Linked DNA regions of Mus musculus: regions 1 and 3 are each linked to region 2. The links are chromatin loops, found by intact Hi-C in ENCODE. Cell type or tissue: heart. All regions are shown on one strand. Each heading gives the region's core, and the rest is flanking DNA. Links, peaks and the distances in the headings are about the cores only.

What was found. A loop is a pair of places that touch in the nucleus more often than their neighbours do. Peaks named below come from ENCODE experiments on the same cell type or tissue, not always from the same donor. Only the 100,000 strongest peaks of a DNase experiment are listed, where the experiment ranks them.
Region 1: a loop joins it to region 2, with 2.2 times the contacts of the local background. A loop is called at or near these places in 2 of 42 quality-filtered maps.
Region 3: a loop joins it to region 2, with 5 times the contacts of the local background. A loop is called at or near these places in 28 of 42 quality-filtered maps.

What each region holds. Positions count from the first base shown.
Region 1 is chr8:61,753,804-61,763,892 of GRCm38, forward strand. The region is part of intron 2 of Palld (palladin, cytoskeletal associated protein); the gene reads right to left. Among named protein-coding and RNA genes, the nearest start is that of Gm51576, 73 kb to the left of the region's middle. In heart, for the core only: CTCF peaks have their summits at 3,947 (motif pointing left) and 6,256; no DNase peak of the experiment used is centred there; H3K4me3 peaks cover 2,776 bases; H3K27ac peaks cover 2,406 bases.
Region 2 is chr8:61,869,680-61,879,768 of GRCm38, forward strand. It overlaps Palld (palladin, cytoskeletal associated protein), which reads right to left. Exons shown (of 22, transcript NM_001293772.2): 2 at 7,234-8,236. The coding sequence starts at 8,162. Among named protein-coding and RNA genes, the nearest start is that of Palld, 28 kb to the right of the region's middle. In heart, for the core only: CTCF peaks have their summits at 4,530 and 5,784 (motif pointing left); no DNase peak of the experiment used is centred there; H3K27ac peaks cover 622 bases.
Region 3 is chr8:61,695,663-61,705,751 of GRCm38, forward strand. Palld (palladin, cytoskeletal associated protein) reads right to left here. Exons shown (of 22, transcript NM_001293772.2): 7 at 7,440-7,581; 8 at 6,508-6,531. Among named protein-coding and RNA genes, the nearest start is that of Gm51576, 15 kb to the left of the region's middle. In heart, for the core only: CTCF peaks have their summits at 3,476 (motif pointing right) and 4,826 (motif pointing right); no DNase peak of the experiment used is centred there; H3K27ac peaks cover 309 bases.

The sequences.
Region 1 (10,089 bases), core at 829-8,828, 120 kb before region 2:
AACAGGAAGAGATTATAAATGACTTTATAGCTTTAAGAAATGGCCTGAACCTGGACTCTTCCTAATGATGCAAACTAATTTTTATGTAGCCCATTGACCGTTATTCCAGGACTAATTTCTAAGGAATATCAAACATTAATGTGGGCATAGTTAGCCCATTTCATAGGTGAGTGGGTGAGGCTTAGAGTACATAGTGCTTACCTAAGCCAATCAGAGAGTTGTAATAGTGACTTACATCTGTCTGCAAAGTCACTGTCCTGCTTATAACATCAATTTCTTGGAAATGGAACAGGAAGGTCATGGACAAATGATTAATGTTTTGAAGATTATAGCTAAGATTGATGAGCAAGATATGATTAAGTCTGGTTGCTGGTCATTTTCTAACATGGTGGGTGGACTCTAACTGGTGGTTCTGGCTACTGAGAGCCATGCTGGGACACAAGGAAGACATTTTAAGGTGCTCAGAGGCAGCGTATTAAAGTGAAGTCCCTTCTCATTCTCTCTGCACCACATCCATCAGTACAAACCAACCAAGAACAAGTGGAGCATAGTGTCCTGCTTGCCCCTCCCATCAGATAAAGAGGGCTCTATCTCTTTGAACAGAAATGTTCCCATTCCTTTTTCAATCACCATATCCTCCAGGAGCCGTTAGTAATTCTAAAGCTCCTAATTCTCCCTGTCTTGTAATTCTTTCCTACCCATAAGGTGTGTTAGTGATTCTTTTACTTTAGATCTTGACAAAGTGTTAGTTATTATTATCATTATTATTAAGATGGGGTCTTATATAGCCAAGACTTGCCTTGAATTCTTTATATAACCAAGGATGCCCTTGAATTTCTGATCTTTCTTCCTCCACTTCCTAAGTGCTAAGATTATAGGTATATACACCATGCCTGGTTTATGCAGAGCCAGCTATTGAATCCAGGGCTTTGAGAACGTTCGGGAAGCACTCTACCAACTTGTAGAGAGAATATCTTATGCCTGTATGCATGTGGCACCGTCAACAGTAAAGCTGCATGCCTATGGCGTAGGCAGGAAATAGGAGGTGGAACACCTGAGAGGCAGAAAGGGTTCTGGGATAGTGCCAAGTGTGTCAGATTCACCCAGGAAGATGCGACAGAGTTCAGACACATGGTGCTTGAGCACAGGTAACCCGCTATGTGGCAGAATGTAGATTAGAATAAATGGGTTATTTTAAATCATGACCTAGTCAGAGAAGAGCCTAGCTGTATGGCCAAGATATTTGTAAATATATTTTAAGTCAGAGTCTTATTTCTGGGAGCATGGGGCTGGGAGGAAGACCCACCTAACTTTTATTACAACAGAGCCGCACCCTTAGCCCCTCAATGCTCACCTCTACTAAGGCAAGACCCAAACTTCAGAGAGTTCAGAGTTCCCACTGAGCACTGGCATGTCACTTTTTCTCATTCCTCACTGTGTTCTGTGTTTAGACACTCTCCTGGGCCAGGCTTCTTTCTGCACTTGGTTGTAAGAAAAAGGGCTTTATTTTCCTTTCAAAATAGTCGACAGAGGCCTGCTGGAAGTGAGGAATATGACTAAGTGATTTCTTAAAGTCCTTTCCAGCCAGTGATTCATCAGACACAGAATTTTAACTTGGACTGGTCTACTGGTATTCTGAGCCAAATGTCTCATTTCTGCAAATGAGGAGAGTGAGGTCTGTAGAGGTCAAGAGTTGTGGGGGGCTGCCTGCTACAGTGGAAAGAATATGGGACTTGACGTTTACAGAGGTCTGAGTTTGAGACCAAATACCAACAGTGACTTGCTGTGTGACCTTGAAAACATCAATAACCCCCGTACCTTACTCCAGTTTCCACAACTGTACAGTAGAGATAACGCCACCTTCTCTGTTTGCTGTCTAGTGTCAGCCTAAGGACACTACATCTAAGAACAGGATAAAACATAGTTCAAACCTGCCCCCTATGTTAAAATTTTAATGTAATCTGTCCAAGGTTACTTGGTGGCAAACAGAATCAGCATCTTCAGTTCCAGTGTCACTTAATTCTCATCATCCAGTATGTCTCCTCAATGTTTTTCCCATAAGCCATCATGCTAATCCGATCTCCATGTGCTTTCTTTTAAGCTGCTTACTGCACATAGGCCCCAACTGTAGGACTCCAGATTGGCTTAGCCAGACTGCAGAGCACCAAGTTGTTAGAGACATCTCAAGCAGCCTTCCATTATCTTGTAGTGATGGCTCTCAGATGCCAAGCTCATGATGGCCAGCCGATGGGTTGAGTTCCCAAGTGAGCTTTCTAGGTAGCTTAGCTTCTTCAACCAGATTCATAACATCAAGCCGGAACATGAGCGCTGTCTTCTGATTAGCACTGAGTGGACTACCAGGTTCGAGCACATACTTTGGATTAAAACAGAATGGATGTAACCAGCAGAATGAAGTAATACCAGGCATTCATACTGGAGAGAGATTTGGGAACTTGCTCGGTGGTGATAGCTGGTTGACAGCACCAATCTGCGATAGCTTGCTTAGAAGGGGGTGGTAGATTGATCTCACAAATGAAACATGGGTCCAAGGTTATGTGTTTCCAAGGACCACTAATGAGAAGAGGTCACTGGTCTCTGAGCTCATTCACCATTATTTGTGAATTAGGAAAGATTACATGTTTCGTTTGGCTCCACTATTAATCACAGGGTATACTGAATCCTCAGGAGGCTGACCCAAATCATTTCTTCCACTTATCAAGTAACATGTACCTCCACAAAGACATTCTGTGACCTTCTGTTCAACCTGCCTTTGCTTCTTGTGTAACTGATTCTCCTCCAGACTTAGTATTGGAGATCCTTCTTCCATATATTGGGAAGAGTGGGACTGCTTCTTTAACAATGAGCCAACGAGTGCAGCCAGCAGATTCACGTTCCCCTGTCCTTTTGAGCATGAAAAAGTTTAACAATTTCCAGAAATAAGGGGAAGGTCAAGCTTACAATCAATAGGGAATATTGCCTTTTGCCATGAGCCAGAAAAAAAGAAAAAAAGAAAAAAAAAACCTGAGGTGGGGGAGGGGCCACCTTGAGCCAGTTCAGGCAACAATTTCTATGTTAAAAAAGAAGTTGAAGTTGGAGCCATGTGGTCTCCAAAGTAGTAAAATATATTTTCTTACCCTACACTTCATGTGCCCATAACCTTCCTTTTAAATCATCTCTAACCAGCCTCAAATCACTCTGACCGCAAATCATTTGGTGGCTTTGGTCTCCAGGCAATGGAATGTGCTGGAGCAGACAGGGAGTCGGGGAGTAGCTACCAAGTGCGCTCTGAGGGAGCTCCCACCCCCACCCACCCTAGCCCCTACCCCCCAGGCGTATGGACCTCAGCAAGAGCCTTAAACGTTCTACACTGAGATAGCACATGACATCATAGCGCAATCATTCCAGAAACACACACACACACACACACACACACACACACACACACTCACACAAAACTGCAAGGGTTGCAGAACAGCAAACGCAATATGACACAAACCACAGAGGGCAGATGGAGCCCAAGAACAGTTTTCCTTATGAAAACATTCACAAATACCACAGGCAGACTGGCAGAGGCAGGTTTAATTACATTCACAGAAACTCATTGTGTCCATCAGCACCGCCAACTTCAGGGCTGACCAACGAATGGGAGGTCACTCACTGAGGCTGTCCTGGAAATGGGACAGCCAGGAGAGCCTGAAGTTCTATGTCCAGGTGTCTTAATGAGCACGTGAGGAGTAGAGTGGACCCAACTGTAGCAAATGCTCAATAGCCCTTGACGAGAATTCTAAGGGACCCAGAGCTTTGTAGTAACCTGTCTTTAAATGTATAACTGAGGAGTTAAGAACAGCCCAAGGTGTGAGAAATCAATTATTCAATTCATGATTAATTTACGAGACACTTAGCTAAGCTGTCCCAGGCACAAATAAAGCTCTTGCGACTGCCATCTGCTGTCACATCAGAAGAGCCGGCCGTGTGTGCTGCAAGTGCAACTGGATCTTTGCTTATTTTTATTTATTTATTTAAAGGAGCTTTCAAAGCGTTAAGTATACAGTCTTTGGAGGGATGGTGAATGCATGAGCGAGCGAGCCTGTAGGCACCTCTGGGAAACAAAGTTTAACATACACTGGCTAAGTATGATTAAGGCTTGAGAGGGAAACATGTTCCAAATAAAAGTGCTATTTTAGTGTACCTAGCTATCGTTTTACTGTTTTACAGCTGTTGCTAAAGTGAGCATTTTCAAGGAGGCTCTGCAGAACTTCTAGGAGACAAGAAGGATATGTTTAAATGGCCCCCCGAGAACTTTCTAATTTTAGCCCTACAGAATCATCACTGCCAACTCTAGTCAAGGTAGATTTGTAGTGGGAGGGGCAAAGGACCCAGAAAAATCAAGAAACAAACAGACAAACTGCAAACAAACACTGTCATGTTGAAGGTAGGTCTTGTTCCTTAAGGGACCAGGACAAAGAAGCATAGCAACTATAGACGTGTGTGTCTACCAGCTATAATCTTCTCTGAGACATAGTATTTTACATCCTGGTAGTGCGTGCAGCAGCAATCTTTTCATCAGATAACCTAAGGATAACTGCTCATTTCAGCTGGTTGGGGGGTGGGGGCAGCCCAAATGCATGCTGGTCATATCTTTCTGTAATTTCTAAAACAATGGCAGGGAGAAAGGCAAGATTCTGGGTTACTGAAAATAATCTTTCAGCCATTATTCCAGCAGTTATAAACTAGGACTTTTAAAATTTATTTATTTAATTGCTGGGGTCAGAAGAGATTTCCCATGGATTTATCAGCAACAGAAATAAACACGCATTTTGCTGAGTCTACTTAGAAGTGTTAAAAAGGGTTACTGAAAGTCTGTTTTCATCCTGTGGTTAGGAATTCAATGTGCCTTGCTAGGATGGCAAGCTACATTCCAGTATCCCGATGATTCTGTCAATGATAATGATATCATCAGAATATTAAAAAAAAAAAAAAAAAAAGCTATCTTTGGAGAACTGTCCCTTTCTCACATGGTCCTCTGTCAGGCCTTTTGGGCACCACACTCCACTCTTGCCCTTTATCAGTAGCCTACCACTAGCAGAGGTGACCTCAGAATCCCATCTGGCTTGTCAGGTGCCAGGCTCTGTATCTGGGCTTTTGATAGAAGTAGATTGTAGGAATCTGCATTTCGCTAAAAGAAATGCTGGTTGCTTCTAGAAGCGATCTTTTCCAGAATCCCCCCCCCCGCCCCCCAATACTTGTAAAAGCATAACGAGTAGTAGGAATGGGGGAAGGCCAGCTTTTCTGTTCTCAGTCTTTCCATGGTAGAGGAGTCATCAGGAATGTATTCCTCCCTATTGTATTCTGCCGGCCACTTGTTCCCTAGAACCACAGCCAACTGCATGCTAACTAATGAGAGAGGGACTCCGTCCAAAGGGCTTCCAAGAGAGAAAGGGAGCTGAGAAAGTAGCTTTAGATTCTGCTAGACAAAGGACTGCAATCGAGTGAGATCCAAGAAAACAAACAACTTTTAGGAGATTGAAGGAGAGCGGTGGGGGTTGGGGGTGGGTGGGTGGGGGGAGTAAAAACCACCCAGATTTTTCAAGAGGAAAAAAAAAAAAGGCAATCTCAAACTTTCCCTGAGATAAAGTGTTTCCAGCTAGAACTCATTCAGCTCGCTGAGTAGCTCAGCCTGTCAGAAGGGGCTTTCGTTGTCAAAGTTTCCTTCCAATTCAGCCAGGGATGGAGCGGATGACAAACTAGACGAAAATCCAACCCAAAGTGCTCCAGGGGTGTGCAGAGTAAGAAAGTAGCGTTTTTAAAAATGGGGATGGGGTGGACAAAGAGGGCAGAGATGTAACCTCACGCCCTTCTCCCCTCCCCCACCCAACCCTAACAACGGAGAAGTCTGGCGAATAGGACCCTCTGCCCGAGCCCCTTAAGGGGTTTGGAGGGATCCGGAGGGCCATGCGTAGCACCACGGGCTCTGCATCTGTAGAACGCGGCCACTTACACCACTTACCAACTGGGCACCAAATACGCTCTGTACACCCCGCCGAAGAAGCTCTTCTGGGCTCTTTCGGATCCCGCCAGCTGTCCGAGTGCAACTTTTTAGGCTCGAGATTGCGGGTGCGGGAAAATGCACAGGCAGCAGAGCCGCCTTGCGCAGGGCTCCCGGCAGCCTACGGTGGAGAGGAGGACGTGGGTCCCGGTCCCGTCACCGGAGCCAGGCAGCTGGACTGCAGCCGCGCGAGTGCACCGCGTCTGCAGAGGGGCGCGTGTGCGCCGAGTGTGTGCGAGTGAGCGAGAGGAAGAGAGAGAGAGGTAGAAAAGGATCTGGGGCTGCTGGGGAGGGGGAGAGGGCGAGGGTGTGTCCTGGGCAGGAATGTTGCTAATGTCCAGAAATAACGCCCCTCTCTACTGTCCTGCTTACACGTCCGAAGGCTTTTGTTTGGACCGGGGTGGGCAAATCACAATTACACACCACTGAAGTGACAAGGTAGTCCCAGCCACAAGCAAGTTCCAAAGCAAGCCACCAGGCCAGCTTCAGCTTAAAGCCTTTCCTAGACACCTCTCTACTCATTTCACAAAGACAGCCTCTCTGCACACCTGGGGCCTTGGTAACTAGGCGACAGGGACTCCCATCTTCACCTGCCTTATATCCACTTCCATGAGAGGGTGTCTTTCCACGATCCCGTGTGTGTCCCTCTGTCTAAATGAAATCTCTCTCGCAAGTCTATACATTAACCCCATGTCACACAGGGAACCCTTAGGAAAGAGAATGTGGAGAATAAATCTGGTTTTTGTTCCTTTTTTTTTTTTTTTTTTTTTTTTTTTTTTTTTTTGATGTTGAACAAGTCTGCCATTAATCAAGGCTGTCCCTCAGCATCCAAGCTGCGATTCACTGAGAGTGAGCATGTTCCCTGGCTGGCTTCTCCTGCAGTTCTTCCTCATTGCATCAGGTCACAGCAACTCAGGCACTACAAGGATGGATATAACTGAGAAACAATAGGAAAATCCACACCAACCACTTAAGAAAACCCCACTACTTGCCAGCCAGCATCTCCCTGGCAGACTAGATTTAACACACGGGAGGAGCTGACCTCACCACATACTGTGTTCCCAATCTTCCCATCCCAGAATCAGCCTGCCCAAGACACAGCCATCCAGGTTTGGATTTAGAAATTTGAAGAAGAAACTCATGAGGGACTAATAAAGTTATTAATTCAACTAGAGTCCATAAAATATCAAAGGCATGACAGATTCTTGAAGTCAATTAGAAGACTTATCAGAACATGTGCTCCAAAAATAGTCATCCTGAGAGGTCCAACCAGAGACAGCAAGAGACATGTTTGGAAGTAAACATGTGGAAAGAGTGCGGTCCATCTCTAGTTCACATTTATTATCCTAAGGAAGTGATGGCTCATGAAATACTGTTTTTTTCCCCTTCCTTATTAAAATTTCCCCTTCCTTTGGGAATCATTGTCAAGTTAATAAGGCTGAGGTTGCTTTTCAATGGGAAGATATTCTGGGTTTGGCAAGTTCAGTCTCTTCTTGTGGTCTTTCTATTTTTTTGTCTCTAGGCTCGAACTAGAGACTTTTCCTGGGATCGCTGAGTAAGAGACAAACGTTGCTTCTCCAAAATGTAGCAAGGGGATCAGCGAACTCTGGAGTTTCACTGGCTTCTTCCTCCTCTCCAGAAGGGGTGGTTAGAAGCCCCTTTCCTCTGCTAATCAGAAAGGCACTGTGTTAATTAAAGGCACAGGCTAAAACAAAAGGTTCTTGGCATGTGGTCACCCTAAGAAGAATAATAAATATGGCCCAGGGGTCCATACGTGTTGAAAAGGTTAACAGTTTAGACTTTGGAAATGCAGCCCCAGTCAAAGATGGCGACCTTTCTAGGTCCCTTTGTGTGAGTGTGGATGAGAATGAAGGTTGGATGGAATCTGCTGTTCCCCATTTCCTGTGTCCAAGGAGCTACCCTGTGGGTACAGCTCTTAGGTGCCTGACATTCACGGAAGCTCTGGCTCTTATCTCTATAATCAGTCATCTGCTTAAGCTCCAGATGGGAACTTTGCCACTGCTACACATTCTGCAGTTTCATATATCCGGAGAGAGGGTGTGAGTGATGTCTCAGCGTGTGGCCCACGGAGCACTCAGGACTGGCCAGAAGGGTGGTGAGCTTGTTGAAAATGCAAATTCCTGAACTCTCCTCACATCTATTGTTAAAATTTTTGTCTGGGAATCATAACATCAGCAACTTCTTAAAGAAGAAGAAGGAGGAGGAGAAGGAGGGGAGGAAAGAAAGAAAGAAAGAAAGACAGACAGACAGACAGACAGACAGACAGACAGAAAGAAAGAAAGAAAGAAAGAAAGAAAGAAAATAATGAATACCAGGGTATGGTAGAGCACACTGTTAATCCCAATGCTCAGGAAGCAGAGGCAGGAAGATCTCTGTGAGTTCAAGGCAGCCTGTTTAACATGTGAGTTCTAGGACCATCAGGACTACATAGAGATCCTGTCTCACTCGACTAAAATAATTAATATTGGAATAAGCAACAATTCACATAATTTAAATTATCACAAATGTACTACATCCTTCCACAGAATAATGGTCGTATTATTTTTTCCTGTAGGCTACCAGATTTCTTTAAGTACATTGATACCAGAAACACATTCTGTTTTCTCACTTAAAAAAAAAAATATGGAGGGCTGTAGCTACTCTTTAGGCAAAGTATTACAAGCTTGAAATTGGCTCCTCCTCCCACCGTGGCATTTATACTTAGGAAGAGAGGCATAAAGCAGAACCAAAACAATTGTCTTAGGGTTCTCTGCTATGATGAGCCACCATGACCAAAGCAACCAGGGGAGGAAAGGGGTTATTCAGCTTACACTTCCATGTCACTGCTCATCATCAGAAGTCAGGCAGGAACACAAACACAGCAGGAACCCAAAGGCAAGAGCTGATGCAGAGGCCATGGAGGGTTGCTGCTTACTGGTTTGTTCTCATGGCTTTCTCAGCCTGCTTTCTTGTAGAACCCAGGCCCACTGGCTCAGGGCTGGCATTTCCCACAATGGTCTAGGCACTTTTTCCCCTCTCAGTCACTAACTAAGAAAATGCCGTACACATTTGCCTACAGCCAAATCTTATGGAGGCATTTTTTTTTTTTCAATTGAGGTTCCCATCTCTCCAATGACTCTAGCCTGTGTTACACTGACATCAAAGTAGCCAGCACAAACATATATAAGAAGATGATATGCTGAAGCATGATAGGAACAGCTGAGAAGAGTATAACAAGATCGTGACATGGTTAGGGTGTTTTGGTTGAGAAAGTGACATTTGAACAAAGACTTGATGAAAGTGAGCTTTGGGATTAATTGGTGAAGTCGGAGCCAGCAAGTGCAGAGGCCTGAGTGGTGGCGTGTGGAATGCAATGTGAGGAATGGCAGAGAGGGGACTTAATGCAGAATGTCACCAGAAGTGGCACAGGCAGTGGGAAATTCAGACTGTACCTCTTTTCTTTTAGTTTCTGGCCAGTGTATGTGGATGTAGTACGCCAGCATGTATGTATATGTTCAGAGGTTGATGTCTTCAGTCTTTCTCAACTGTTCTTTACCTTATATATTGAAGCTGAGTTCTCACTGGAACTCAGAGCTAGCTAGTCTAGCCAGCCACTTTGCACCGGAGTTTCAGTGTGTAACTCTAGAGCAGTTTGGTTATAGGCTAGCTGTCATTTCCCCCTGCCTTACATTCATGCATGATAGGGTTTGCATTCTGGATCTTATGGTTGAGTGGCAAGCACATTACCTAGTAGGCTATCTCTGTAGCTCAGTGGCTTTTATTCTTAAGGCATTAGGTAGCCATTGGAGAGTCTTATGGAAGGAGAGGCATCACACATGTGCATCACACACACACACACACACACACACACACACACACTGCCTAAAGAACACGCTTATGTTTAATGTTGTATATTCACTTGTATAAATGCAGTACAATGTTTTTAATAAAGATCCCAGTGATAGACATCTGAGTTGTTTCCAAACATTGACAATGTTTCAGACACCCATGAATGGTATTTACACTTGTGCAAGTAGATCTGT
Region 2 (10,089 bases), core at 1,060-9,059:
AAAAAAAAAAAAAAAAAGTCAGTAGTTTTTAATGTTACCCATAAAAACAGCAATTCACACATCTTAAGATACAAAATACTATGAACACAACTGAAGCCCCTTGCTTCTTTGTCTCTGTGGCTAGTGTCATCTTTAATGTAACATTTGACATTCTTGTGTATTAGTCTGTATCCTGACTACTTCAGTTGTTCTTGAAAGTTACTTTGAGGAAAACATTTATTTGTTTTGTTTTGTTTTGTTAGGTATTTTCCTCATTTACATTTCCAATGCTATCCCAAAAGTCCCCCATACCCACCCCCCCCAATCCCCTACCCACCCACTCCCCCTTTTTGGCCCTGGGGTTCCCCTGCACTGAGGTATATAAAGTTTGCAAGTCCAAAGGGCCTCTCTTTCCAGTGATGGCTGACTAGGCCATCTTTTGATACATAGTAGCTAGAGACAAGAGCTCTGGGGTAGTGGTTAGTTCATATTGTTGTTCCACCTATAGGGTTGCAGTTCCCTTTAGCTCCTTGGGTACTTTCTCTAGCTCCTCCATTGGGTGCCGTGTGACCCATCCAATAGCTGGCTGTGAGCATCCACTTCTGTGTTTGCTAGGCCCCGGCATAGTCTCACAAGAGACAGCTATATCTGGGTCCTTTCAGCAAAATCTTGCTAGTGTATGCAATGGTGTCAGCATTTGGACGTTGATTATGGGATGGATCCCTGGATATGGCAATCACTAGATGGTCCATCCTTTTGCCATAGCTCCAAATTTTGTCTCTGTAACTCCTTCCATGGGTGTTTTGTTCCAATTTCTAGGAAGGGGCAAAGTGTCCACACTTTGTTCTTGCAAGTTGTATATATTCATGAGGCCAGGCTGGCCTCAATCCCCCTTTTGCTATGAATTAACCCCCCAGCTTCCACTGCCTGTGTGTTTGTTGGTTAGTTGGCATGTTTGTTCATTTTCCAGTGCTGGGTATCAAACCCTGGGCTTTGCGCACGTTAACCAAGCACTTTGCTAACTAAGCCACTGCGTTCTTCTTTTGAACTTGCTCACTCTTAGTTGGTATTTTGTTTTTGAGTTTCAGATCTGATAAATCCACCTCTGGTCTATTCATTATGGATATATCACGAATTAATTTGTTCATTTATTTTTATAGCTTTTTCAGTTTTATTGAGAATATAAGGGCAGCATTTTCTTCCAGGCATATATACCTTGAAGTGGAATCTACACCTAGAGTCATTCAACATATATTTATTGATCACCTGTTATATGTCAGGTGCCATTTTAGATCCCTGACACCAATAAGTGAAAAAAATTAGTAAGTCCTTATACTCAAGGATTTTTAATTCTATTGAAGGAAATGGATAGTACAATTAAACCAGTAATCCATGGTATGTCATAAAAGTTTATGGAGAAAACTGCCAGATAGTGGAATTGTGTAGTGAGGGGGCAGGACCCCTCCCTACCCCTTTTAACATAGTAGATATAGAAAGCCATACCCTAAAGATACTTTAAGGAAAAATACGAAGAAAGAACTTTCCATGCAGAAGGGGCAGAAGGCACAGAGGCCTCTGATGAGGGAGGTGCAGTAAGGTCCCACGGTGGCTGATGTGGGATCTTCAATGGCAAGAAGCAGGGGATAAGTGAAGCAGAGAAGACCTTATTAGTACCTGCCAGGACAGTGTATTTTATTTCACTTTGTTCCAGCTAAGAAGTCACTGCATGCAGTGGTGTGCTGACAGTTCACTGAAAAGAACTATGCTGAGTGTCATGTGACTCAGATGAGCAAAGGTAGGCCCAAGGAGGTCTGTTAGAGGCAATGCTAGTATCTGAGCCAGGGGATGAAGCTTAGAGTGGAGCATGCTTGCAGTGATGGAGTGAAGAATCAGACACAGAGATCTGAAATGGAGAAGCAACTGAGTTGTTGGATGAACCAGAGATGGGGTTGAGAACAAGTGCGGTCAAGGTGACTGTCATAATTTTTTCTTGAACTTCTAGAAAGGAAGTCTAGACATTTTACATTAGATATCGACAGAGATGTGATGTAAAGGTTTCATGTGTGTACATCTTATACTCACTGGTTATCCTAAAACTGGGCTCCAAAATTTTGTATAACTCTGTGCCCTACTGTAGTAACACCAAATGTAATTGTCGATTATTTTTATTTTGATATGTATGTACATTCTCAACGTTGACTACCCTTGGAATAATCTTGGGCTAAGCCATCTGTACCTTCACCTTTATAATCTCCTGGCTATGGCATGATTGCCATATTATCCCAAACCATCACAGTTCATACAGATAGTCTTACTAAGATAAATATCCGTGGTCTGCTTTATTTATTATGATTATTCTTGAGGGATCGCAAATATCCACAGACTGGGCTGTATTGATTTCACATGGATACTGTTGTTGCTTTGACTTTTGATGAGGATCAAAGTCTTGTTCACATAAACTACGTGGGGGCACTAAAGGTGCTGAGTTTTAATTATAAAAAGAAAGAATTGAATTAATTGCAATTGCATATATCAAATAAAACTTGACAAGGCTAATAAGGATGACCTAATAGGCATCTGTTAGGAGGAACTGTGTCTGGAATATTAAAGCAGATGACGGATTCTTTTCACTTTGGTAGTTGAGTGTTTGAAAGTATTTTCCCTTTCATAAATGTATACATCCACCTCACAATTATCTGAATATGAAAGTGTGTAGACCACTCCTCCTAACTAGAAGGCTTAGCTTTCTTTACAGCTATTATGCAGAGAATATGAACACTCTTTTAACATGTATGTTAGCTGATGATTGTTCATGGATTGAAGATAAAGAGGCACAACCATGAAAACTGTGGATTTCTTTATATAGAAAATATCATACTATCATCTCTTTGAAAATATTTGGACTATGATTTCCTCCATACCTTGATTTTTATAGATGGTAGTTCCCCTCACTTCTACTTCTGGAGGTTGCCAGAGAGCCAGACACAGCAGTTCAGAAATAAGGACAGTGGTGGGACCTTCTTATGGACCAGACTGCATAAGGAATAAAAATCCCTGACGTACATTCTAGGCTCTGTGATTAATTAACCATTTTTTATTACTTGGTGTTTTATTATACAGTTTCATATCTAGGGCCTCTTAAATTTAGGTGGTTAAAAAGATAAAATTTCCATTAAAAATACTTTTAAATGCAGACGTGTAGGCCAAGTCTGGTGGCATACGCTTTAATCCCAGCACTAAGGAAGCCGAGGCAGGCGAATCTCTGTGAGTTTGTGGCCAGTCTGGCCCTATGTAGCTCTGCATAGTGAGTTCCAGGACAGCCAGAGCTACATAGTGGGGCTCAGTCTCAGAAGAAGAAGAAAGGAGATGAGGAGGAAGAAGACAAGGAAAAGGAGGAAGACGCCCTTTTATAATACCAAAGCCATGTTGCTTTGAGACTAAACTTTGCTGTCCAGTCCAGACTGATCTAAAAGTCAAGATCACTGTGCTTCTATCCTCCCAGTGCCAGGTTTATAGGTAGGCGCCACAACCCACATTCAGGAACTAGTTATCCACTCAAAGGCTGAGTGCGCAGAAGACCAAGAAAGGTGAGTGGTGTCAGGTTCCCTGCCCCTAGGCCCCTCTAAAGACTGAAAAAGGAGGGCCATTAGAACAGGACATGAATGGAGCAACAGATGATGTAACAGTTCACCTTGTATGAGACAGGAGAAACGGCTCAGAGGTTAGGAGTGCTTGCGGCTCAATCAGGAGGACTACAGTTCACATCCTATCAGATGGCACACAAAGTCTTCAATGATGTCTTTTTGGCCTCTGGGGGCCACTGCACACACATGTGCACATACAGTTACAGAGAGACATACTCACACAAATAAATACAAGCACACATGTTCACAAATACATAGAAATTTTGAAAAAATTTAAACAAAATTGATAGCAAATAATTTATATACATATTGTATATAAATTATTTGTTATATATACATGTGTATATGTATATCTATCTATCTACCTAACTCTATCTATCTCTCTATCTATCTTCTCTTTCCTTTAACTGTTGAGATTGTTTTCTGGGTATGTAAGAATAAAGGAGGGAAGGAACTCTGCTTTCACATTTTTTTTTGTGACATTTGGGGACAGTGCTTATGTTTAAAGTAGGAATGCCTTGAAATGACTGGTTTGTCTTCTCATTACTGTTCCTCCCATTTCTCCTTTTATCTGGGGCTACTTTATCTAATTTATTAGTTTGGTGATGCTCAGGGTTTTCTTCTGTTTTGATTTTTAAAGACAGAGACTCACCATATAGCCCTGGCTGGCCTGAAACTCATTACGTCCACCAGTCTGGCCTTGAACTCAAAGGAGATCTGCTTCCCATTGCTGGGATTAAAGGCTTGTGCTACCAAGTCTGGCCTGCGGCTTTGGAGCAGTCTCTGTCTTGGCCTTACTTAAGGACCTCTAAGCTAGCAGTAAGTAGCCTAGCCATGCAGTTGTAGGAAGTTGTTTCCTGATCCGGGCCACCGCACAAACGCAGTCACTAAACGTTGGCCTCATGGCGGCGCCAGAGCTGAATGTGTTCCTTGGGCTGAGCCTGAGTCCTCCTGAAACCCAGGTCTTGCTGCTCACTGGCTTATACTATTGACAAGTGAAGTTTCTCCTCGTGTTCTAGTCCCTACCTCAAGATCCTGCCACCTGCTGCCATACCTGCCAACCGTGCATTCTTTCCTCTGGTTGGCCACCCAGGCACACCCTGTCCCTTCCCAGGATAGCTGCCAGCCACCCAATACTATGCGCCTCTGTGTTTATCAAGCATTATCTTTTGAGCTTTTGCCCACTGATTGCTTCAGATTCCTTGACACTCCCTTCCTCTCCATAAGACAACCAACTACTTCTAGATCCTTAGAAGGTGTCCTGCCGATGAGGAGCTAGGTCTCACTAATATGTAGGTCAGTAGGTCCCTGAATGGATGCAGGATGAGCCAGTTTCTCACGCTCCAGCGCGAGCACTTTTTATTAAAGATTTCCTTCCTTACACAAAATTGTCTTCACAGAAGGTTTTCCGCTAAGACCATCATGTCTCACGTGGTCAATAAAGTTGAATGCTCATGAAGTTTGATATATTTCCAAATGCATGATCAAGATGACCAAGATCCCTCAAACAGGAATGAAAACAACCCTCATCTCCCCGACCTCGTGTATTTATAGTCGTCTTCTTAAAGCAAAACAAAACAAAAACAAACCCTAAAGGATATAAAGGTTAAGTAAACAATGAGCAATGAAGCATTTTTACCAAAGATTTAATGACTGTTTACCATGTCAAATGAACATTGGTCATTGATTTTAGTACACTGAAATAATTAATAATACTATGCTACTAACCAAATGTCTAAACCTACTGTCCCCAGCTGTCCTCAAGAAGCCTGGGCATGATTTTGATGGCCCACTGTGTTATCAAACGACTAAGTGAACCTTAACAAGGAATCATGCCTGCTCATTTGATTGGGTCCTTTGGTGCTGAGTGGAGTGATTTCAGTCAGTTTTGACATGTTATACATTTGCTACTGGGTTCCACTTGCAAGAGACTGTTTTGTACATAAATGTAAATTGAACCATAAAGTTTCAAAGTCAGTAACATTGTTTTGCACATACATATATTCCTCACCGATCATTTGCTCCTAAAATTGATAGGTTTTTTTAAAAAAAAAAAACCAAAACAGAATCTGAAAGAAAGCATTACATTCTTCTGGAAAACAGAATCCAGAACCATGTGTCTGAGCAAACACATTAAGAAGGTTTTTACCGCCCCCTGCTGTTCGTTTCTTAAAATAGCAAGCATTACAGTAAAAGCTGACAGTGTAAACTAGCTAGTGAATAATAGTGAATTTATTCTAAGCAATGATTGTGAAATCCATGCCAGCGATGTGTGCATGAGCTCACACAGGAAGGAAAAACGCATGAGGTCTGTTTTGACCTTGTGTAGCTGACCTTGTCCATTTCATTCTTTTCCTAAACTAAATTATTGGAACTTGCTTTTAAACATTTATATAATGCCAGGCATGGTGGCGCACGCCTTTAATCCCAGCACTTGGGAGGCAGAGGCAGGTAGATTTCTGAGTTCGAGGCCAGCTTGGTCTACAAAGTGAGTTCCAGGACAGCCAGGGCTACACAGAGAAACCCTGTCTCAAACAACAACAACAACAACAACAACAACAACAAAACAATTGCATTCACATAAACATTTATATAGATTGGATAAAACATTCAAATAACCCAATGGATGCCCATCTTTGTAGTCTAATCCTGACTTGCAATTAAGAAATTAGACACGCTGAAGAGCCTGGGTAATGATAGCTACAAGGCCACAGCAAGGCATTATTGTTTTACATATGGTTTAATTCAGACATCATAGAATAGAATGTGATTCCTTATTACATTTTCATCTCATGGTTGAAGACAGCAAGTCTCAAAAGCCTCTTGTTTTAAGAGACGAGTCCGAGGAAGATCCCTGACTGTAAGCCCTGCAATCCTGTAAGCCCTGTAAGGTCCCTCTCTTAAACGTTTATTGTACGGGAGAAGGTATACAGCCTATAACTTAGAAAGAAGAATTTAAAAGAATCATAATGGGCATGTGGGGTGCTTTTGGGCTCCAGGTATGCACTCAATTCGCTGTCATCTTTGGCTATGCCCTGTGGCTAAGCATAGAAAACCAACCTGCTGTGCTATGGACTTGGTTCATTGTTCTCCTACATAGAAATTCTGCCTACTCTGGTTGCTACACTTTGGAGATGCAGGTGTGTGTTTGTCTCTCACTAATAAGGCATACTAACCCATTCCTTAGACTGGATGTCTATTTTAGGATTTATCTATGCTTGATTTCTGTACACTGTCATCTCTGTTCCTCTGGATAACTGTAGCTTTAGGATAATTTTTTACCTTTTTCAGTGACTCATGACTAAAACCACTCACTTTTCTTCATACTTTGGATAAACCATTTTGATATTTTACACTCCCTAGGCTCTGTAAAATCTGCACTCCTATATAACAGCTGGTTTTTCTCATTGCCTCTTCAAGTGACGGCAAAACCTGCCCCACCTGGGACACCTAGTGGTGTTGGCTATTTGGCCCGCTTTTGATTTAGCAGATTTTTGAGCAAATCTACTGCAGAGACCACAGGACGCACAATCCATGAAATTTCTCGTCTCCCTTGAAGTCACACCGGAAGTCAATAAAATCACGTTACATTCGTAATAAGAGTTCTTACCTGACCCTGGGCGTTGGGTTTCCTGTGACTCTACACTCCAAATAAACTCTGCTTCCTTCAGCAACTTCTTGGCTCCTCAGTTTCTGGATGAACCTAGGTGCAGTTGGCAAGTGGCGGGCTTTCTGGGGCTGTGGGTGCGGGATGTGAGCGAGTGGCAAGGTCTCTTCCGAGGCCTGGTGGGCCTGGTAGCAAAGGCTGCCCTGGGCTTGCTTGACTTCTGCGTCCATCTCCAGTTGATCTAGCTGGTCTGCAGTGGGGCTCTGACTGGCTGAGGCACTCATCAGGGCTGATGGCTGATTTTTAGGAGACAGATACCCACTGTCTGGTGATGAGGACTCACCATTTGGGCTTCTGTTCCTTGGCTTTGCCGCTTCTCTAAATATGGAGGTCAGTTCCTCGATGAAACTAGCCGCCTTGTCGCACAGTTGGCTCTGGGGGCCAGCCTTGCTTTGCTGGGCAGTTTTGGGCTTTGAACTTGGATTGGGATTTTTTGCACCTCGTTTTTCAGCCTTGCGGAGGCTCCGGATGTAGCTGGGGCTGGCCAGCAGGGGTGATACCCCGGGTTTTCTCTTTGAACCTGGGGAAGTGATCCTTTCAGCTTGATCTCCTGTTAGAGGCTGGACAGGTGCTCGCCTGCTATCCTGAGGTCGTTCTGAGGAAGTCTGCTTGCCTGATTTCGGCTCCTCATGGGAAGGAGTTTCGCAGAGGCTTATGGGAGACTTGCTGAAAATCTGCGAGATCTCCTTCTCAGAGTCAAAATCTTCAGTTTCAGAGCTGTCTATAGCTCTGCGTGCCAGGTCAAGGCTTTTATTTATTTCTTCCTGGCTGAGGAAAGCAGAGAGGCCTGGAAAGAAGTCAGCACTTTTGCCCTCTTCCTGCACGTCTGATAAGGAGTCATAGAAGGAGTCGTGGGAGGAAGTCTCTGACATATTTGAGCAATCTCCACACACTCGTTGCTTGTAGCAGGAAGGCTGGAGGCACAGGAAACCTGTGTCCTTGCTTTCTGAAAGACAACACAGAATCTTCATCACTGCTAATCACCCCTCTCCTGATTTTTTTTTTTTACATATCGCTAGTAACAACAAATTGGAAGAAACATTAAGATGAACCAATATAGCAATCTTCTTCTATAAATTGGAAGAAAGACCAAATATTTGTGGGCTTACAACTTACAACTCGTTAAGCATTTATTTTAGGTTTTCAACGTAGCGTCTTACTGTGTAGCTCAGCCTGGCCTTAAACACACAATCTTCTTATCTCTGTTTCTAGGTCTGAGAGCTATAGGCTGGGTTACAATGCCTGGCATGGCTTGTAATTGTAGGCTGACATGCTCGCTGTAACTACTACCAAATGATACAAGGAGAGGAGGATGCTTCCAGCGGCTCCACAGTGGACACATAGGGGGCTGTTTTGTGTGCCTTTCTTCACCACAAAGCTCATTGGTGGTCTCAATGCAGCAAAGAGTAACTCTGACTGTCCTAGTTTGGTTTCTGTTACTGAGATCAATACTATGAGCAGAAGCAACTTGGGAAGAAAAGGTTTTTTTTTTTTTTTTTTTTTGGTTTATAGGTTACCATCCATCATGGAGGGAGCCAAGGCAGGGTCTCATGCAGGAACCCAGGGGGTGGGGGGGGGGAGGAGCTAAAGCAGAGACCATGAAGGGATGCTGCTTACTGGCTTGCTCCCCATGCTTGCTCAGCTCACTTTTTTATACAACTCAGGAGCACCTGCCCAGTGGTAGCACTGCCCACAGTGGGCTAAGCGTTTTCACATCAATCATAGAACAAGAACAGGACCCCGGACATGCCCACAGGACAATCTGATGGAGTCCATTTCTCAATTGAGTTGCTTTTCACAGGTGGCTCTGGTTTGTGTTAGGATGACAAAAGGCAACCAGTACACTGATTTTATTCGCATTATCCTAATCCACCACTGGCAAATGAACAATCTCAGATTTCCCTCATTTAATTACTATAAATAGAAAGATTAAGTATTGTGTTTATCAGTTATGGTGTATTTATTTATTTATGTCTCAATAAACTGTCTCAACCTTTATGTGCAGTCACATCATGTATATGCATTCATTCATTCATTCGACATAATTATAACAGGTAGCAATAACCACATCCTAACTTTCAGGTGCTGAGAGTACATGTCTGCTCCATACTAAGTATTCCCAAACGGTTCTCTAAAAGACAGGGTGTATAAATGTATTGTGTTTTTAACTTTGTGGCTGAAGCACTTCTCTTATAGTTATTAGATGGCATGTTAGCATGAAGCCAGCCATACATAAGATATAAATTAATTAGCACGACTATGTCACTTTATTTGTGGACACCGATTCTTAAATGTTAATCTTTAAAAGTTGTAATATTCTGGTTTTGTTTTTATTTGGAGATATGTGTAACCATGTAGTTCAGGTTGACTTTGGCCTTGAACTTGTGAAGTTCTCCAGCCTCAGTCTATGAAAAGAGTTGGCATTAAAGACATGTGCAATGTGCACACACGTGCATATACTTGTTTATGAGCACATGCAGGTGGCCTCATAGTTATACTAGAGTGTTGGGGTACACTGTGTGGTATGTCTCTGTGTATTCAATTGTTCATTCTTTATCAGCAAAGAACTGTCAGGATCTTGGTTTTGTTATTCTTCTCTAGCCTAGAGGCAATCTACAGTTGTATCTGATTGGCTATAATAAAGGTCTGACAGCCAATAGCTGGGCAGAAAGTAGAGGGCAGAACAGAAGGATGCTGGGAGAAGAAATGAGACTCAGAGATTCACCAGCAGACAAGGAGGCAAACTGAGGGACCAGAGTGTAACAGAGAGGTAGAGCTAGGTACATGATGGGATGTAAA
Region 3 (10,089 bases), core at 1,433-9,432, 170 kb before region 2:
TCCTGTTCTCCACATCTGCATCTTGCTCCTCCTGGTTCAGCTCCCTGGTTGTGGTTGAGAACACCCTCCTTTGGGGATTGTGGCAGAACACTTCTGAGGCTTTGCCAAGTCTGGGAATAGTTGTTGTTTTTTTTTTTTTTTTTTTACTAGATCTTCACACAGATCTGGAGACCTGGGTAGAATTCCAACTTTGAGGTAATTTTGCATTTCAAGCTTTTGCTTCATGGTCTCTTAGCATCTAATGTGGCTGCTGAGAAGGCCCGAGGCTTGCTGAGTTCCCTGGGAACATGGTCACTCAGCGCTCTCCTTATCAGGGATCTTCTGAACTCCACAGAGATGTGCAGAGCTCTGAATTCATTCCACCCACATCTTGTACTCTTGGTGTGGATTTTCAATCCAGAAACAAAGGGCTCTAAATTTGGTGAATCTGTTTCTGTCTACTCATGTGTGTGTGTGTGTGTGTGTATGCATGTGTGCACATGTTCTTGCTTGCTTGTGCATGTTGGGGTGAGAAGTGTTTTGATAGAATATCTTCCTCAGTTGCTCTCTCATTTTTTGAGATGGGGTCTTTCATTGAATCTACTGATCCCTGACTGGCTAGACTGGCTGGCTAATACACCTAAGGGATTTGCCTAGTTCCAGTACTAGTTTTGGGCTTACAGACAAGCCCAGCAGTTGGGTGGATGCTGGGGAGTCTGAAGTAAAGGGCTCAGGCTTGCTCAGAAAGTGCTTTACTGAATGAGCTATCTCTGCAGCAACAAGGGAAGTTTTTGAATCATTTCTTTGACAATGCCTTCCTCCTCTGTCTTTCCTCCCTCCTGCTGGAATCACAGTTATATATTATGTCTCTTATTCTGTCTCTGCATTTTCTACTTTTCTACCCTGTTCTGTTAGACTTTGTATGTGTATGTGTACGTGTGTGTGTGTGTGTGTGTGTGTGTGTGTACTCTGTAGCCCATTTCCTCAACTTTTGTGTCTGCTACCTTTTCTTTCATTTCAAAACCTTATTTTCAAAAAGGCAGGTTGAGATACAATCACTGCCTTAATATATTAGCATTTTTTTACAGTTATCTAAGCCAACAGATAAGCCAACTAGCTCCATGAAATTAGGTCATTATTCCCATAGAACTTCATAACTTACATCGGAACAAATTAAATACTGCTAGGAAATCACACAGGCATTAAAGGAAAAATTACTCCTTTATCCTTAAATAACCACAGTTGCATTTGAATGGGTGTGAGCATTAGCTGGGGGCTATACAACCCTTTGCAGTCAGACTGGATATTGCAAAGCTCATTTCCAGACAGATTTTCAGAAATCCTGGTTGTTTGTCACATGCTTACCAAATTCTCAGTTGTACAAAAACAATGTGTTGTCACATAGAACAAAAGGATGTTGACCCAATGTTTAAAATTATGAATATTTTTAGCTAGTTGTTACATTCTATCTGTCAGACATTAAGTGTCAAGGTGTTTATGTCAAAAATGTCAGACCTTTGACATACCCCTGATGGTGTGGAGAGACACCTTGCATATCCTGTCATATAAGGGAGGGTGTCGCTCCTGTATGGGAGACACAGGTTGTATACAGGCTGGTTTTCTCTTACACAACTACTATTTTAACCCAAGATGTAATCTTAACTGTGTGCAACTGACTGGCTTCAGTAAGCATCTACATAGTTTCCCATTCACAGCTCAGTCCTTAGGACAGCCAACCACTGGACTTTCCCTCATACTCTGAAGCACACAGTCAACACACAGACAAAGGTCTAGGATTACACTGCTACGTAGAGAGAGATCTTGAAAAAGGAGATAACAAGTCTTATTTTATTTTGTTTTGTTTTTTTCCAAGACAGTGTTTCTCTTTTGGAACTCACTCTGTAGATGAGGCTGACCTCAAACTCACAGAGATCCACCTGCCTCTGCTTCCTGAGTGCTGTGCTTTTCTTGCAGAGGGCTGGGGTTCAGTATCTAACACTGAGGCAGCTCACAACAGCCTGTAACTACATCTCCAGGAGACCTTATGGTCTCTTTTAGACTCCTGAGGCACCAACACACATGTGTATTTATGTATGTACGTATATAGACACACATACATGTAAATAAATCTTTTAAAAGAAAGTGGATACATTGTGTGCGCGTGTGACACACAGAGAGAGAGAGACAGAGAGAGAGAGACCCACTTTTTTGTGGCTTTCATTTCACATGCCATTAGACCATTAGGCAATGCTATAGAAGCGACTCAAGACCGTCTGTGGCTGTTCCCAGACAGCTGAGTAACGGCTGGAGTATTAACATCTGTGAATGAGTCTTCATCCTCTTACCCCAGATTAGTCTTTGAAGGATCCAATCAGGGTAAAGCTAGAATGTCAAAAAAAAAAAAAAAAAAAAAAAAAAAAAAGGCAGCCTGGCAGGTAACATGATGAACCAATGCTGGTCTTAAGAAAGCTGACTCGCTTTTAATTCACAAACCAGGCTGAGAAGATTTGTGATGAAGCTGACTCCTGTCTAGACAGAGAGGGGAGTGCAAAACACATTAGACAGACACAGCACAGTAGTGACAAGAAAAACCTGTTCCAGTTGCTCAAATGCACAGGGCAAGGAATCAGCTTGTTCCTCCTTTAGCTCAATGTGTAATCCTAATGGACCCATATCTACATCCCAGGGAATTCCAGCTTTATTTTTAGAGCCTTAAAGTGCCTTCCTTACCCATGAATAATAAAGGCAGTGAGAAAGAAACTGGGTAAGAAGGATGAGGGAGTTGGTGGAGAAAGGGGAAAGGAAGGGTGTAGGACAGAGAGAGACAGAGACAAGAGATCAGGAAAGAACAACCATATCAGAGGAAGGGAAGGGAGAGTCATAAAAATCTCTTTAAATATTGTCCTGGATTTCAAAGGCTGTTTGTGTTTTAGCATTTGGAAAACATCATGGGCTGAGCCTATAAAATTTATCTCTTGCCTCAGATGTTCCGTAGCCATGTGTGTTTTTCTCTTTCTACTTAACAGTGGTTAAGATATAGATATCAGAGAAGGCAGCCCCTACATTCATCCTCTGTAGATGAGTATACTGGTGACTGGCTCGATCTAGTAATCAATCAGGCTATTTAAGAAGATAAGTCGTTTAAACAAACACACACACACACACACACACACACACACACACAGACACATACACACATACTCCCATGATATGTAAAGATGCATCTCTGAGTTGGTTAGTATGGGCATGTGTACATGTGTGCATGTCTGTAGAAAATAGAGGTTGACATTGGGTGTCTTTCTTTGATTTCTTTCCACACTATTTGTCTTTCTGCCTGTCTTTCTGTCTGTGTATGTATGTATCTATGTATCATTTATTTACATTTTTAAAGATTGATTTACCTTCATTTTATATGTACCATAGAATAAAAATGTAAGTGCACTATGTGTATGCACTGATACTTTAAAATAAGCGCACCATGTGTATGGAATGCTGGTGGAGGCCAGAAGAGGGCACTGTAACTGCTGGGAACAGACGTTACAAATGGATATGAGCCATTGTGTGATAGGCAGGAGACAAAGCAGGCTTTTCTGCAAAAACAGCAATTGTTCTTAACCTTCACTTGTTTTGAAATAGGCTCTCTCACAACACAACACAACACAACACAACACAACACAACACAACACAAGGGAAACATTTGGAAGTTAAAAAAAAAACCCTCACACTTCATTTTGTTAGGTATGTTCAACTTTGCTTAAATACAAATATGTCTTAAAATAGACTTTTTTGTTTTGATTTTTTAATTTATACTCTGTCCAACTCATAAAAGCAGTCATGTGACTAGTCACATTTATGGGGTTTTTGTTGTTCTTGTTTAAAAAGCTATGATCATGAGTTTTTATTTAATACTGCATAACAAGTGTAGAGTTCCCAAAGTGGAATGTATTAGTGTTTCACTGGGACAATGAAAGGAATGTTTCCAGTTGTTGTGGTAAATATGATGGTGGCGAACGTCTCAGAGACCAGGGGAAGTTTGTCTTCTTTTTAATAGTTCCCAGCTACATCTTTTTCTTACATTGACAAATTTTCTCAAAATATTTCTCTGCCAAGGTACACTTGCTTTTAGCAGATGCTGTTATTATGGTTGGGATGGGGGATTCTCTTGTCTTAAAATACTTTCAGATATAATTAAAGGGAGGAGAAAAATGAGGAATTCGGCAAACATGATAAGGAAAATCTTGTGTGCACTGTCAAGCCGTTGAGCTGAAGATGAGCGCCTTGCATGTCCTTAGCCTTCAGCTAGGACACCACGGTACCACCACACTCATCCAAGAGACATTCAAGCAAGTTCTACAGGACTGGAGCATCCAGAACAAATTTTATTAAGTAACTCATGATTGAACTTTTATTTGTTAAAGCAAAACAAGCTGTAACTGGAGTACTAAGACTGTCTATGGGAGGGGTCGTGAGGGAATGGGGCAGCGGTGGGAGTTGTTTCCATTAGCTTTTTTCATCTGAACTTACTTGTTGGCAGAATAACCTGACTGTTTTCTTTTCCTTTTTGGTGTGTGTGTGTGTGTGTGTGTGTGTGTGTGTGTGTGTATGTATATGTGTGTGTGTGTATGCATCTGTGTGATCTGTGTGTTTGTTAGTATGGGCATGTGCATGTCTGTAGAAAGTAGAGGTTGACATTGGATATCTTTCCTTGATTACTATTATTTGATTATTTATTTATTTATTTATTTATTTATTTATTTATTTTTAAAATTATTTACCTTCATTTTACATGTATCAGGGTTTGGCTTGCACCTAAGTGCACCATGTGTGTGAAATGACTGTGGAGGCCAGCAGAGGGCACTGTAACTACTGGAACAGAAGTTACAAATGGCTATGAGCTGCTATGTGAGCCAAACCAGTGTCTTCAGCAAGGACACCGAGTGCTTTTAGCCCTTGCATCCTTACCTACTCCTGCTACCCTTAGGTTTTTTTGAAACAGACTCTCTCACCAAATCTCATGGACTTGGCTGGGCTAATTGAGCAGTGGAGTTTAGGAATCCATCTTTTTCTGCCCTGCCCAGCCCATCAATGAGTGACAGTCACCATGCTGGCCTTTACTTTTTATATGCATTGTGTGACACACAGACGTTCCATACACTGGGGACCTAGCAAGTTTACACAAAGACATATCACAAGTAAAACACAAAGCGGTCTCTTTCCACATCGTGGAAAGTGACAGCAGTTTTTGAAGTGGTAGCCCCCACACTGAATGGGGTGGCATGCTCTAGTTGTAACTCAGAACCACTAGGTCAATTCCAGTCCTTCCCGAAGGATGTTAAGAATCAACCTTTCAACTTCCAGTTCTAAATGAAGAACACTCTGCTCTTAACGACCTGATACTCAGATGTGACAGGCTCAGGGGCAGGACAGTATCATGCCCTGTTATAGCTAACTGGGAACCTTAAAATTCTCAGGCAAGGGTCAGGGCAGGGCCATAGCTCCCAAGGCACGTTTGGCAGGATCCGCTTGCCGCCGCAGCAGAAGCATGAACAGCAGAACAGCAGAAACAGGAAAACGACATGTTTTTCTAACCTCTGTGAAGAAATAGTGGACTGTGTCTTTGCTGATGGGAAAAATACAAAAGAAAACAATCTTGGGGGTGGGGTGGGGGTGCACACTATGAGATACCTGGACACACAGTTTTTTTGGTCCGTGGGGACTCATAAATATACAAGAGGTCAAAGGCAGAGGAGAAGTCAGCCCCCACACTCTTGGATAACAGAGCACTTGGGTGAGGTCAGATGACCTGGTAATGAAGAGAGCTCCCAGGACACGCTGACTTTCTTCAAGCTTATGGAACAGTAAAAGTTTATGGCTTCAGCAGTAGACAGCAATGCCTCAAGGCTCACTCTGTCATTCCACTAAAGCCCTCAGTCAGGCACATTCTAAGCTATGCTGTCTTCTTTAAAAAAAAAAATCAGTTATTTTATTTATTTATATCCCAAATGCTACCCCCTCCTAGTTTCCCCCCTCAAAGAGTTCTTCCATCTCCCTTCTCCCTCTCTTTCACCTCTGAGAGGGTGCCCCCTCAAGTGTCCCCCCCACCCTGGAGTATCAAGTCTCTACAGGATTAGGTGCTCTCAAAGACTGGGTGACCAACCAAAGAGCCATGGAGTCTTACAGTGTGTTTTGGTCAGCAAAAGCCTAGCCTGCCGCAAATTTCTCTGTTCTACTGGATCGTCAGAAAGTTTTCCTTTTGGATCACGAGTCTGAGAATAAAACACTGTATTTGAAAAAGCCGTCTGTCGCCAAGCCCAATGCGCTTGTCTGAGCAGCATGGTTTACTAATAAAGACGAGGAAGGTTGCAGTGCACAGACCCTGTGATAAAGAAGACATTGTTTTCAAGATGGTTTTGTGTTTCTGAGGAACTGCAAATACATCATTTAGTGTGGTGTGTGGCTTTCGAATAGAGACAAAGACTCCCTGAAAACCAAAAGATACATTACCCCCCAATAGCAGAAAACTCTTACCGGGTTCAGCTGTCGATCTGGGTTCTGTTTATGTGAGAAAGGGAAAAGAAGGGGGGATAGCATTAGAACAGGGCCTCAGCGACAACTAACCCCTTTGCTCCCGCTGCTTTGCTTAGGCTACATGTGCAGAAATGTCACGGACCACCTCTGTATAGGAAGGCAGCAGCCACTCAGCTTTTATTTCCATGCGTACAGAAACACTGTGCACTGGGAAGTGTGACCCAGTGCAGTTCCTGACAACTTGGGAACCTCTTAAAATGATTTGTCCAACGATGTGAGTAGGTGGGACTTTTTCATTCTAAAGAAAAGGCCTACGGATCTCATCCACTTCAAAGGAGTGCCTGTGGTTTGTTGGTTGGTTTGTTTTATTCTTCCATAAAAATGAGGTAGACCAATTCTTTTGTGTATTTCACAAGTAGCATTTTGGAAGAGGTTGTGGGGCAAATTTCAGCATTAAGGGCTAACCCTATGAATATCTTGAACCAAAAAGAACATGTACTCTGGCCCTTTTAATGCAGGGAGAGTCCTACCATTTAACAAACAATGCAGGAGAAGTTTGAGGGCATGGCTGAAAGAAATCAGTATTTTACTTAGGCATTTCAGCTGAGAAGCTTCCTAGCACCACATGACCACACTATTGTTACCAAGAATCTGTACAGAAGGCTGAACTAGGGAGATGGCACACACATTGGCGTTTGATCTGTAGAGGAGCAACCACAGAAGGTCTTTTGATCTCACATTTACAAGGAGATGTGAGGAAGGGGAGGGGACAGAGAGGTGTTGCGTTACATTCATTTATTCCCTGCGCATTTTGGACTATCTAGTCTCATTCCACATTGAGAATACAAAACAGCTCATGTAAGTCCTTTTTAGTTCTCTTGAAATCAGAGAAAACCCAACCAAAACTTGGGACAACGGACACCTCTCCTTACTTTTCTGGAGAATTCTGAAGTCCGGAGAGTCTTGGATCTCACTTCCTTGCCGGAACCACTGGACCTGCAGCGGGGGTGCCCCTCGGACTCTGCATTCCAGCACCACCACCTGGCCCTCGGAGGCTGCTGTGTTCTGTAGTTCCTGAAATTCAAGAAGCAAGTGACCCTCTCAGACTTCACGCCTCCTTAAATCACCTCACAATAGGGAAGAAAGATGCCAAACCTTAGACAAAACCCCAGAGGAACAAAACATCCACAAAGGGGTTATCAGAAAAGAATCGCTGCAGTCTCAGGCAGGGGTGAATTCCTTTAAATCCATTGGTCACCAGCTTTTCACAATCTCTGGGTCATGAGATCAGACAGGTTTACCATAAGGCCTGTGGCACCTTTGGGGCTGTTTACAGATTTGTACGGCCCCTTTCTTGTTTGTGGGATTTGATGGTAACAGCTGCCGCTTTCCTTTATCTACATTTAGAAGCAAGCTGGCGGAATGCAAGGCTTCCAAACAATTATATTCCAAATGACTACAGATACTCAGGGAAGCCAGATTAGGAGAAAAGACTCATTTGTTTTGGCAGGCTCCCACCCTTTCACGTGCTCCCTGTCACCCCTGCCTTACCAGCTTCCTACATCAGGTTCACGAAGCTAAGAGATTTGGCATTTTTTCATTTCAAGATTCTGAGTTGAATAATACAACCCGCTGCAGGGCTGCAGGGCTGCAGGGCTGCACTTTTTCCTTATTGACCTTGGCTTCCGCCTCTCTTACTAACTTGTCTTTACCCAACTCCAACTGCAGGCTAATACATTTTTATGATGCAGAAGATAAGTTAATTTAACTTTATGGATGCAAAGGGGTGAAGTTTTTGTACTTGTTATTAAATGCCAGAATGCTAACAATTTCCTTACATATGTCCTCTCCCTACCTTCCCCCGTTGAGATTAACTAGTGATAGGAGCTATTCACTCATTCAGACTCTTTAATAATTTGACCAGACTTAGGCTTCCTAGATTTACATACCCTATAAGGTGTGTCAGTCCTTTGAAATAATTAAGTACGATTTAAAAAAACAAAAACAAAACCAAAAAAACCCTTACCTATAAACAAGCTAATGGACAGACTTCAACAGGAAGTGTGTGGACTTTGGGCAGTTTTGTTTTGTTTTGTTTTGTGTTTTAAGGGTCTGGGGGAGTAACAGTGAGTCACAAATCTTACAGCAAACGGGAAAAAGTAAAAGTAGTATGTGATTTAGCAAATGTTCCTTGCGTAGGGTGTGTGCTAAAGCACTGTGCATAGTCTAAAAGCCTATAGTATTTTCCTATCAATTATTAAAGTAGAAGAATGATGTCTGGATTTGGACAGTAAGGAGAATGTGTGTGTGTGTGTGTGTGTGTGTGTGTGTGTGTGTGTGTGTGTAAATGAAAAGTTTAAGGTTATCAGCTACTGGGGTTGGAGCTGTAGAGTCGATGGAAGAGCGCTTACTTACTACGCTTGAAATCTCATTTAAAAATTTTCAGCACAGACAGAAGTAGATGCTGGATGATCACAACCTTAAAGTGATCCTCAGCTATATTGAGGATGTGAGGCTATCCTGGGCTACCTGAGACTTATTCTTAAAAAAAAATCAACTAATGATTGCATTCTTTTTTCCATTTGTGTTTTAAAGTGCAACAAGTCGCTGGGCTTTGAATCTCTTTTCATGTTTTACTATATTTGTTTATTCACTGTGTGTGGGACTGGGGTATACACATGCCAGAGCATAACTCAAGGGAGTTGGTTCTCTCCTTCTACCATGTGGGTCCTAGGGAATAAACTCAGGCTTGGTTAAAAAAAAAGTGCCTTTATCAGATGGGACATGATGCTAGCCCTAGAAAATCTCTGACTTTTAAGTAAATGTTTTGTAGTTCATGAATGTAGCCAGAGATGAGTTAATTTAGTGTTTCAGAGCACAGTGTGCGGTCCAGCTTTCTATGAGCCAACCTATGAAATATCTCCAGGAAGCTAGTTCTGGTATATAACAAATGACACCCAAATATTTTTCATGTTTAAGCTTTTAGGCATCAAAGGAGATTAGATTTATTCCTAAAACCATGTGGCTTTTTCCCTTTGTGTTTAAAAGCAAGAGAAATAGCAAAAGCACAGATGCCTACCGATAAAGGGCAACAGAAATGTATGCTTGCTCCTAGACTTCAGTTCCAGCTTGCCTTCTACTGTAGTGAGAGGCATGCACATGTGTACACAAAGACACGGACACAAAGACACACAGACACAAAGACACACACACAAAGACACACACAAAGACACATACATACAAAGACACAAACACACAACGACACACACACAAAGACACATACACACAAAGACACAAACACACAACGACACACACACAAACACACACACACAGGCACATGCATCATAGATGGTTAAGCCCAGTAAGCCATTAAAACAAACAAGGAGGAGCCCTCAGAATGATGAGAATCAACCTTCAGAAGCTGTGCTTAGCCATCTGAATCATAATTCAGTGTGGAATCTGGGCGCCCTGGATGCTTCCGGCTCCATATGAAGACCTGTCAACACAGATCATGTTCACTTGGCACTGTGGTTCCCTGGAAGGGTCTAAGGAAAGAACAGCCCTCTGGAGTAGCCATCCAGT